Regions from separate parts of the Homo sapiens genome. Here region 1 is linked to region 2. A link is a loop called in an ENCODE intact Hi-C map of the cell type or tissue named here. Cell type or tissue: mammary epithelial cell. All regions are shown on one strand. Each heading gives the region's core, and the rest is flanking DNA. Links, peaks and the distances in the headings are about the cores only.

The links. Peaks named below come from ENCODE experiments on the same cell type or tissue, not always from the same donor. Only the 100,000 strongest peaks of a DNase experiment are listed, where the experiment ranks them.
Region 1: it touches region 2 in a loop (12-fold over the local background); 5 of 110 quality-filtered maps call a loop at or near these places.

What each region holds. Positions count from the first base shown.
Region 1 is chr4:147,516,420-147,521,419 of GRCh38, reverse strand. It overlaps EDNRA (endothelin receptor type A), which reads right to left. Exons shown (of 8, transcript NM_001957.4): 3 at 1,442-1,569. Among named protein-coding and RNA genes, the nearest start is that of EDNRA, 38 kb to the right of the region's middle. In mammary epithelial cell, for the core only: a CTCF peak has its summit at 2,393 (motif pointing left); a DNase peak (open chromatin) is centred at 2,399.
Region 2 is chr4:147,016,388-147,023,019 of GRCh38, reverse strand. It overlaps LOC105377475 (a long non-coding RNA gene), which reads left to right and starts at 2,015. Exons shown (of 5, transcript XR_939315.3): 1 at 2,015-2,158; 2 at 3,027-3,150. In mammary epithelial cell, for the core only: a CTCF peak has its summit at 3,772 (motif pointing left); no DNase peak of the experiment used is centred there.

The DNA of each region.
Region 1 (5,000 bases), core at 1-5,000, 500 kb before region 2:
ATAATGTAGATGTAACCCAAAGAGACCCTAGACTTTCCTACAAATCACTGAAGGGTATTATTAATAGATGATAAGGTTATTTCTGATCTTTGTGTTTACCATTGCAATGGGAACATTTTTGTCAATGGTATGATTGTGTTTTAAATTACTAATGAAATTATTTTTTGTGTTTTATTTTTAATAACATTTTTATTTTGTGTTTCACAGTTATAGCCATTTATTTATTTATTTATTCCTGGGCTCAGGTGATTCTCCCACCTTAGCCTCCTGAATAGCTGGGACTACAGGCATGCATCACCATGTCCAGCTAATTTTTTGTATTTTTGGTAGAGATGGGGTTTTCCTATGTTACTCAGACTAGTTTCAAACTCCTGGGCTCAAGAAGTCAGCCCATCTTGGCCTCCTAAAGTGCTAGGATTACAGGTGTGAGCCACCGTGCCCAGCTGACATAAATTTATAACAAGGATACCATTCTAATTTTCTAATTGCTGATTGAATGCACATTTTTATGTTTTAACAGTAACAATTTTTGTCCTAACAATAATTATAAATGTAAAATAACAGAATATCTGTAAACTCTTTAATGTTCTTTAGAAGAGTGAGCCTTTTATTTCTATAATGATGAGACTCAGGTTCCCTGATAAAGTGATTGTCAGGGAATGAGTTAGAATGAAAACCTCTTCTAAATTGTATGTAGGCTAATTAAATAGGCCATTATACACCACTTGTGTGAGATTATAGTAAATATAAAAGAGTGCCACAGAATGTGTTATAAAGTTCCTAATTTCATTCTTATAATTGCTGCTATGAAAACCAGAAGGTAAAGAAAATACCATCTAGAAGTTCACAGAATTCAGAAGGGCTTCTTTAGAGAACGCTTAACAATCATGCGTGCGGATTCTGGAAAGACTTCGGGACATTTGATGGAGTTTTCAGAATTGGATAAAGGGATGCTTCTGGTGTTGCACTCTTTTTAAAACTTATGAAACATTTCAGTCTTTCAAAAAGGCAGGGTGAAGAACATAGCAATATGGTGCACTTACCTCTCACTCAATTAATTAAACATTACAGATATAATTGAACAGTATCTTTTTTTATGATAAATTTACCAGGTGAAATATAGGATTTGCATATCCTGGAATCTCCTTTTCACAAAGTTTATTCCATCTAATATGTTAATTTTCACTTTATTGCCAAAAGGGCGTCAAATGGGTATTCTTGATAAAATGCTCTAGGTACATAATTGTCTGAGCCAAAGATGGCTAATAATCAGCAAATGTGGAAGGCAATTCTAAACAGCAAAGGCAAGATGGTTAATGCTTTAATTCACTTGAAGCTAATCAACAGCTGTCCTGGGCACGAATTCTCTTGACTTTTCTTCTTTTTGAGAAAAATGCTTTTCTAAGCCCAGCCAAAGAGCAAAGGGAAAGAACCACATTACCTGTCAACACTAAGAGCGCAGAGGTTGAGGACGGTGATCCCCACCGAGGACTTCTGCAAAAAGGGGAACAGCTTGCAAAGAAATACGCCAAAGTCATTGTGATCAAAAGGCCAGCGCCCAGCCAGCAGCTGAAAGAAGGAGACACAGTGGTAAGAAATGGTAGAGCTGGCACGGAGCATGTGGGCACTTACAGTTTTAGTTATGCGTCCCAACTTCTAAATTTTATTCACAGTGCTTTTCAGTTAGCACTGTAGCAAAAGAGTATTAGAATTGTTATTTTTTTCTTTCGTATTTTAAAGCCTCAGCAATTTTTAGTCTGGAAAGATATACAGATATAATTTATTATTATTAATATGTAGTAACATGAATATATTGTGATATATATTTAATACATAAAAATCAATATAGTGTATTAATATAATACATATATATTAAATATATTATAGTTATATAATACAATTTAATAACAGAAGAGATGTGCCTTTGATCTCACATCAACTAGTCACGCTGCCTACTTTTCAAACAGTAGTAAAAGTTTGGGATTTTGGGAGACAGCTCAACTGAGAAGCCGACAGTGGTTTTTTATCTGTGCTTACTAAACCATGAGTAAAGCAAATAATTTCAACTACTGGAATTGGCAGATTATATTGTCTCTGAAATTAAGAATGAAAGGTTAGGGAGAATACTGGAAAAAAACAAAGTGGTGTAGAAGCTACTAATTTTGGCAGCTAGCTAACACCTAAAGCCACTTTGAACTTACATTTTCCTCTGTGCTTAAGGGGCTGACTCTGCTTCAGTAGATGTGATGTAAGTGGCTTTTCTCTATTTAGGCTCAAACTTCCCCTTACTATACAGAAAAATGTGGTTACCTTGATCTGTTGGTATCACATGCAGAAAAATCTGTTCTTCCATGTTGACAATTTCCAACCTTGTTTGCAAGGCAAGAGTGGACACCCTCTAGTGGCTGTGCTGGGTAGCAGACACATAACAATAGCTACCAGTACTCTGTATTTGTCTAATTAGGTATTATACTAGGAGCATGGGCTTAAATAATAGCTCAGCTACCTAAAAGGGGGAAGGAAGTTCCTGCTGAACATATGATGCCTTTTCAAGTGTGAAAATGGTATTGATTTCCTTTCTAATTTTTTGCTTAGTGACTCAATTTAAACTTAACTCACTAGGAAACAGTATCCTACTAACTTGACAAACTCCTTTTTCTTTTTTTTTTGAAAAGTTCTTTTTGCCATAGTAACTCTAAGCTAAGCTTTGAATTTCTTTTCTACTATTTCCAAAAGATGATGTGAGGTTTAATTCCATGGTCAGTGTGATCCATAACACGAGTCCTTTGAAAGAGTTTGGGAAACCAGTACCCCGTAGATAAAGAATGAGAACTTGGTTACACAGGGCAGTCTCTCACTCTGTGATTTTTGGCTAAGACCCTATAAAACTTCATTATAGAGGTTTTCTCTCTTTAGTTTTCGTGATTACTTCCTTTCTTCTAAATAGTTTTTGAAAATAACCTTTTTCTTTAATCCAATAGTGCCTCTGGTTTCTTCTTCATCTCACTATAAACAGTCTCGATTGGTGTCTTCTCAAAATTTCCTCATAAACTTTTGTCCAAGGACAACCACAAAACTCTTTGCACAAACACTGCCTTCATTTCTTATGGTTTTCATGAAGCTGACAAATAATTATGCCATTGCTGACTGCTGGTTATTAATGCTTGGTGCAAGTAAAGACATAAAACACTATTTCTGAGATGAATCACCCTATAAAAACAAGAAAACCTGAAAACTACTTTTTATAGAATAAGAATTTAGAATTCTGGCTCAGAATTATAATTCTTCAAAGACCACAGATATATGTAATTAAAACAGTGTAGGCACGGTTATGGGATATACTCTGGAACAGTTGAATTGTTTGTTTGTTCATTCCCGGAGATTAAGAGGACCCTGATAATCCACATGAATGGATTTCCCAATTCACACATCTAACAATGAAAGAAAAGAAAAAGATGTTCTTGCTTAATAAGGGAGACTCTGAAATCCTGTGAAGGTCTCAGTGGCAAGTGCTAAGAAAATGATCCAGAAAAACCACAAATGAACATGGATTCTCTCAGATTCTTCCAATCTCAATTACATTTTTTCCTTTTACATGCTTCCTTAAACTTTTAACTAGGATTAGGTTAGGGTTAGGCATAAAGAAGGACAGAGAGGAAAGACATCATGGAATCAGTGGGAAGCAAAAAAGATCATGGAATTGTCTTTCTTTGAGACAAATAGGTGTGGTGTTGGTGGTGGTGTTCTTTTTCCTTTTCCTAGGAGTGAGCATTGATTCTTCTTGGGAATTATAGATAAAGGGGAAGGAAAGAAATCATTGGAGAAAATTATTAGGTGTAATCACTGTGTAGACTTCCCTAACTTGTATGTCCTTCATTCTGAAAGGATGTATGGGTAGTAAGTGTCCAATGCTGCTAGGAGGAAATTAGGTCCCTGCCTGTAGGCAACGTCCCCCTCTTTTCCTTTTCCTCTCTGGTTCCATGTGGCTTCCTCAAAGAGGCCCTCATTAACTATCTAACCTCAAGTAGAACCCGCTTGTTAATCTCTTCCATGGAACCAGTGTTGGAGCAGTCCTACATTCAAAGTGTCCTTTCAGCTTGCTCTGCTGGAGCAAGAGCAGGAGCAGGAGTCCTCATGGAGGCAAACAGTGGGGCTCACTGGTTTTCTCTTATTTAGCAGAAGCACTTGGAGCTTCTGAAGGACTACTGGGAATGCATCCTGTTATTTACTAGCACTTAAAATTAAAAATATAATACATAAGATGGTAAAAATTAAGCTGTATAAAAGCTTATATAATGCAAAGTTAAGTCTCCCTTCCAGTCAAGGCCCCCAAACTCCCTGCCCAAAGGCAACCACTGTTAATTGCTAAGTGTGTTTTCTTCCAGAAAACATCCTATGTACATAGAAGCATATGCTTTTTTTTTTTACAAAAAGAAAACAAGTGGGAACATATGGAAATAATATCTTTTAGTACTCCATTATGATCTTTTTTTCCTGGAGTAATTTTCTGGAGAGCAATTCTATTGCTTAATCAAAAAGTTTTGATTTTTAAAAGCATGTTAATGAAATAGACTAGGAGAGGAATAAATAAGTAACTGTTTAAGAGAATACATCCTAGACCATGGCAAAGAACTCACTGATTTCACTAATGTTAACAAGCAACTGTCAATTCAATGAAAAAAACAAAACAAAACAAGACAAAACAAAACCCAAAAGAGTCTGACAAGCTGACGAGTCGTATTGGTTCAAAGGGTTAATCAGGCACCTCAGATCAGTCATAGCTTATTTTTGCTACAAGAGTCTATGTACCCTAATATTTATAATTTGCCACCCTCATATTTATAATTTCCAAGGACATTACACAGTACCTAGCACATAGTAGGTGCTGGATGAATGGATGACTCCAACTCATTAAATCAGATCATATTTTCATAGTTTGAAATGAGACAGTACCAATTTTGCCCTGAAAACACATTCACTTTGAAATTTATTTTCTATTT
Region 2 (6,632 bases), core at 801-5,800:
GAGCCCAGATAGCCAAGGCAATCTTAAGCAAAAAGAACCAAGCAGGTAGCATCACATTACCTGACTTCAGACTACACTACAGGGCTACAGTAACCAAAACAGCATGGTACTGTTTTGTACTGTAAAAAACAGGCACATAGACCAATGGAACAGGGTAGAGAGCCCAGAAACAAGGCCGCACACCTACAACCATTTGATCTTCAGCAAAACTGACAAAAACAAGCAATGGGGAAAGGATTCTTTAGTCAATAAATGGTGCTGGGATAAATGGCTAGCCATGTGCAGAGGATTGAAACTGGACCTTTTCCTTACACCACATACAAAATCAACTCAAGGTGGATTAAACACTTCAATGTAAAACCCAAAACTATTAAAACCCTGGAAGGCAACTTAGGCAATACTATTCTGGACATAAGAACTGGCAAAGCAACTTATGAAGATGCCAAAAGCAATTGCAACAAAAGCCAAAATTGACAAATGGGATCTAATTAAACTAAAAAGCTTCTGCACAGCAAAAGAAACTATCAACAGAGTAAATAGACAACCTACAGAATGTGAGAAATTTTTTGCATTCTACCCATCTGACAAAGGTCTAATATCCAGAGTCTACAAGGAACTTAAACAAATTTACAACCCCATTAAAAAGTGGGCAAAGGACATGAACACTTTTCAAAAGAAGACATACATATGGCCAAACAAGCACATGAAAAAGAACTCAATATCACTGATAGAGAAACGCAAATCAAAAGCAAAATAACATACCATCTTGCACCAGTCAGAATGGCTATTATATTTTTAAAAAATCATAAATTATTTCAACCATTGTGGAAAGCAGTGTGGTGATTCCTCAAAGGGCTAAAAACAAAGCTACCATTCTACGAAGCAATCCCATTACTGGGTATATAACTAAAGGAATAGAAATTGTTCACAGAGACACATGCACGGCTATGTTCACTGCAGCACTATTCACAATAGCAAAGACATGGAATCAACCTAAATGCCCAACAATAGAAGACTGGATAAAGAAAATGTGGTACGTATGTACCATAGAATACTATGCAGCCATTAAAAAAGAATGAGATCATGTTCTTTGCTGGAACATGGATGGAGCTGGAGGCCATTATCCTTAGCAAACTAATGCAGGAACAGAAAACCAAATACTACATGTTCTTGCTTATAAATGGCAGCCAAGTGATGAGAACACATGGACACAAAGAGGGGAGTAATAGACATTGTGGCCTACTTGAGGGTCAAGGGTGGGAGGAGGATGAGGAGCCAAAAAAAACAGCTATTGGGAGCTAGGCTTAGTACCTGGGTGATGAAATAATCTGTACAACAAGCTTCCATGACATGAGTTTACCTACGTAACAAACCTGCACATGTACCTCTGAACCGAAAATAAAAGCTAAAAAAAAAAGTATATATGTAAATTCAAAAAAGTTGTAAATATTTGAAGAATATATATTCATAGCATGGATAATATGGATGTATTTGACAAGGAAAAAATGTTTTTGCAAGATTTACGTAAGAAACAAAAGGAGCACTGTGGCTTGTTGGGTTCACCTCAGCCATAAATTACTTTAACAACTGGCACAATAGGCTCTGAATATACAGTTGTTGAATAAACGAAGAAATGTAGTGATCCATGAAGAGTAGAATCTGTAAAAAGTCTTTTGAGTTTTGGAGATATAAAAACAGAAATAGACTGGTCACAGTGGCTCATACCTGTAATCTCAGCACTTTAGGAGGCGGAGGCGTGAGTATCTCTTCATCCCAGCAGTTTGAGGCCAGCCTGAGCAATATGGTAAAAAATCTCTATCAAAAAAAAAAAAAATACAAAAATTACCCAGGTGCTGTGGTACATGCCTGTAGTCCCAGCTACTCAGGAGGCTGAGCTGGAAGGATGGTTTGAGCCCGGGAGGCGGAGTGTGCACTCCAGCCTCGGCAACAGAGCCAGACCCTCTTTCAAATAAATAAATAAATGAAAATAAGACCAGAAATGCTCACTTTACTTTTTCTTTTTTTCCTAAGTTTATTAGAGCCCCTCTCCTTAACTTCAGTGTTCCTTCAGCTGACTCTGCCTCTTCAATGACTCTCCCACCATGGCCAGGCTAACAGTGTGTGCTTTAACAGGGATGGTGGTGACACCCCACGCTCAGTAAGTCTCTCTGGGCTCTAGTTCTCATCTATGTCCTGAATGCCCTTGCTCTGGTCAAGAATACCTGTCCTCTCTTCCACTGCTTGATTCTTAATTATATTCTTTACCCAGCTGCTACTGTGTTCCTGGTTTTAAATGTAAGTATGAGCTTTGGCCCCTTTCTTTATCACACAAACCATAATCTGTGGAGTTTTTCTGTCTCACCTTTGTGCCTTACCCAGCACCGGTCTCTCAGTCTCTTTCCTACCTCTCAGGCTACAGTGGCTGGGTGTGCCGAAGATTCCTTAATGGCCAGTGTAACTGACTGATGTGTTTCTTCAGGAAGCTTCTCCATACCTCAGACAAGCGCACACCCAGAGCTTGAAATCACAGGCCTATAGACTCGAACTTTTCTAGGTAGTTCACTAGAAATAAAGGAGAAACCTAGGCTTCAGGAGAGTTCTAAAGGCCCGCTGTGTCCTGAGGCTCAGGAGTACACTCCACAGGGGTTGATCTGAGTATGGCCAATAGGACCAGGGGCTAAGCATTTTAACCAGAGCATCCCCAGACTCCAGGCTGGTGCCTAGAAATGCAGTAGCAAACAGAGGTCCTGCCATCCTTTCTTCTCAGTATGGCTATTGCTGGTATCTAGGTTTTCAGAGGGGTTTAGCCCACCTACCTGCTCTCATGCTCAGCAAGAGAAAGAGAGATAGACAGGGTCTGCCCTCCAGCCAGAAGCCTACAGCCTCCCAGCAGCAGCAGCATGTATAGAGGCTCATGCGGGAAGAGAGGACCTAGGAAGCCAGATATGGGCCTTTTCCAGTCCTTCATAGAGAGCAGTGCTCCATGTGCTTCTCCCCTGCTCACAGGTGATCTGTTTCTGTCTCAGGACTGAGATGATGACGTAAGGAAGTAGTCACAAGGCAGTATGGATAGCAGGCAAGAACTGGGGTCCCGGGGCCGCACTGCCTGGATTCCAAGCCTGATTTTGCATGCATGACTTGAGACTTCAGGTAATTTGTTTAAACTCATTGTAACTCAGTTTTTTCTTTATAAATTGATATTTCATCATGCAACAACTGTTTATTGTGCTAATTATTTGGGAAGGGTATCATTTTGGGGGCTAGGATATAGCCATCAACAAACCAGATAACGTTCCCTTCCACTGTGCAATGTTAAGTTCTAGAAGGGTTATAAGCAATGCACAAATACATACATTTCTTCCGGGAGATAAGAGCTGTGCAGAAAAATAAAGGATGGCAAGGGAATAAGCAGTGGGGTAGAGTATTTTCATGATCAGAACAGTGTTCACTGGGGAGATGACATTTGACCAAAGGTCAGAATGCCATGAGGAGTAAGCCATGCATATACCTGGGAAATGGTGTTTTGATTAGAGGAAACTTCAAGTGCAAACACCCTGAAGCTATAAGCATGCCTGAGATCATGACATGATCTATTAAATACAGTTGTTGTGACGTTAAGTGAGTTAGTTCATTAAAGTTGAGCCTGCTAGATAAATATTTCTTGATTAATATTAGGTATTAGTATTATCAGAATGCTTCATACTTTCTGGCCCAGCTGGTCCACTTCCACACCTGACCTGTGGCCTCGCTAATGTTGGGGGACACTGCCACCTGCTGCTTCTTGTTGGTAAACCATTGAGTGTGAGTAGCATGTTGAGAAGCTGATGTGGAGTCTGATCTTCTGCCCTTGGTGTCCCTGTATCTTGGCTTCTTCTGGCTAGATGTTCACTCAGCTCCTTAAATCCACTCTGTTTTCTGCTTCATCAGATTTCTACCATTAGTACTGCCTATGTCACCTGTCAAGTGTCAGCTTGCCTTCCAACACAGTGCCTGACATCCAGGACAATTGTCGTATAGGGAGATGTCTTTAAACACAGAAGACTGCTTTCAATACATGTTTCACTAGGGCCTGTGCTTCTGCCAAATGGCTATCTTTGGCTTTGAGCCTAAGAACCCATGGAGAAAAACAAAGATACCAAGTTACGGTGGAGTCTAATGAAAGAAAAATGGACCATCTCCCCCAGAGCTACCACTGCTTCAATGCATTCACCATTTAAGGCTGGTACCTGCTCCCACAGACTCATGACTTTCTGAAACAGCTCTGTTGAATGCATTTGTAATTTGCCACTAAAAAAATTATACTTCCACGTGTTTACAACCTTGTCCATATCTGGGAAAGTGACAAGTAGAAAGTTGGCTTTCTAGTCCTTTCTGAAGGAAGGGTCTGGCTTTGGTCTGTCTGTGCATACAATGGTGCTGTTTGGTATATGCAGAAGCCTGGGTACCTACAGGATTTGCTTAGTGAATATATCTTATATGACCTTCTGGTCCATCACACTTACATAATCCCCTAACATACCATCCCATAGTCAATAACAATAACATCAATTACAATAGACATTTCCTGAGATCCTATTAAAAAGTCATATGTTGGCTAGGCACGGTGGTTCATGCCTATAATCTCAGCACTTTGGGAGGCCAAGGTGGGAGGATGACTTGAGGCCAATAGTTTGAGACCAACCTGGACAACATGGCAAAACCCTGTCTCTACTAAGAATACAAAAATTGGCCGGATGTGGTGGCAGGCGCCTGTAATCCCAGCTACTCAGGAGGCTTGACACGGGAATCAGTTGAACCCAGGAGGCAGAGGTTTCAGTGAGCTGAGATTGCACCACTGCCCTCCAGCCTGGGCAATAGAATGAGACCTTGTCTCAAAAACAAAACAGATGTTTTGCTAAAAACTTTTTATTCATTATCTCATTTCAACCTTGCAACAATCCTATGTGACCCAGATATCCCATACATCAGCAGGTTGTAAGATCACACCTCCCATGAATATCCAAACCACAATAATCTAGGTCTCCTTTCCTTATTACTGTCAGAGGTCCAGTGGCTTCCCCAGTTTCCCTTTCATGAATCTCTTGGAACCCCTGGGAAATTCTTCCTGTCCCTAAACCTGTCTATCTATGGCATGTTGGTTTGGGTTTGCGCTGCTACTGGGCTCTTCTGAAGGTCTCCTCTTCCTGTCCAGAGACTCTTTTCAGGCATCAGGGGCTATTCTCCTGGCACAGCTTTGTCTGAAGTGTAGGCTCAGATGCTTCCCATGTTTTCCTATAGTGATAGGGAAGATTGAGCTGTAATGTGTGAGACATTTATGATGGCTTTGGGGAACAGAATGAATTAATGCTCAGAGGACTTAATACTGGTTATTAGATATGGTTACTGTGGGAGTCCTCAGGCTCAAGCCCCTTCTAAAGCCCCAGCGTGCAGTGCATAGAGCTTTTAGCTCCCTCCTTCCAACATATTGCAGGGGTCAATTTAAAATGCTGGCACTTGGATATCCTTGCAAATATCTCTTGTATTTTGAGTCTAAACTTCTTTTTTCTCCAGTCCTAAACAGAGGGACATTTATCCCATATTATCTAAAATCTTACCCTTGAGCTTTCATTTTCTACCTCTGGATGGGGAGCAATCTCATCTCTAGCCACAGGACCTTACCGTAAGGCCCCCAATACGTAAAAACACCATAAACCAACATATGGGGACATTTCTCAATTTCTGAGTGATTCCCTGCTGACTCACTGCACATACGAGGCCTAAATAGAGCTGTCCAGATTGAGCCTTGGCATTCCCAGATCAGTCCCTTACAGACATGGGGCTAAGACCAGCTGCCACACCCTCCCTGACACCTTTCAGCCTCTGCTCCCAATCTCCATCGTCTTTTGTATGTGTTATCCCATTGAGTTCTCACCATGGTCCAGGCGAACAGATATAACTGCCTTTTGCCACTCACTATGCACAAAGTCAATGAGATTGGAACTATTATTAGGTCCATGTCACAGGTAAGAAAACCCAGGTTTAGAAAGGTTAAGTAACTTGCTCAAGGCAGTAGACATTTATACATAGAGGGCACCTTGTGTATTCCACTTGCTTTCATCCAGTGCTGCCCTCTCCATCAAAGATATTTATTATCTCTAGGAAACCCTTAGCCGCTTCACTAACTACCGCTCTGTCTAGTTGGCTTTCTGGCTTTGGAGCAGGCTACTCGTATCACCACTGATCTATGCACATGGACGAGACAGCTCTCATACCACAACCTTAGGACCTCCACTTCCCTGACCCCTCCATCTGGAGATCTTCCTTCTCTGCACTGCTGTAAAAACTTATTTTTTTTTCTTAATACACATAGCATAGCATTTTATTATTTATTACAGAAAGTCCTCATTAATCACTACAGAGAGTCTTACACTGTTCTCCCATGCTTTTTATTTCAGTAAGTGCTGTATTTGTCTTCTGCATAAAATTAGAACTCGAAGTTATCCTGAAGGACCATGCCTTAAATGTATTTTTGTTATCTCTAAAGAATGTAATGTTATGCTAGTTGTCTATAAGATGCTAAATAAATATTGGCTTGATAAATCCTTTATAGGAATTAACCAAAAAGGAAGGAACTGGTATAAATAAGTCAATAA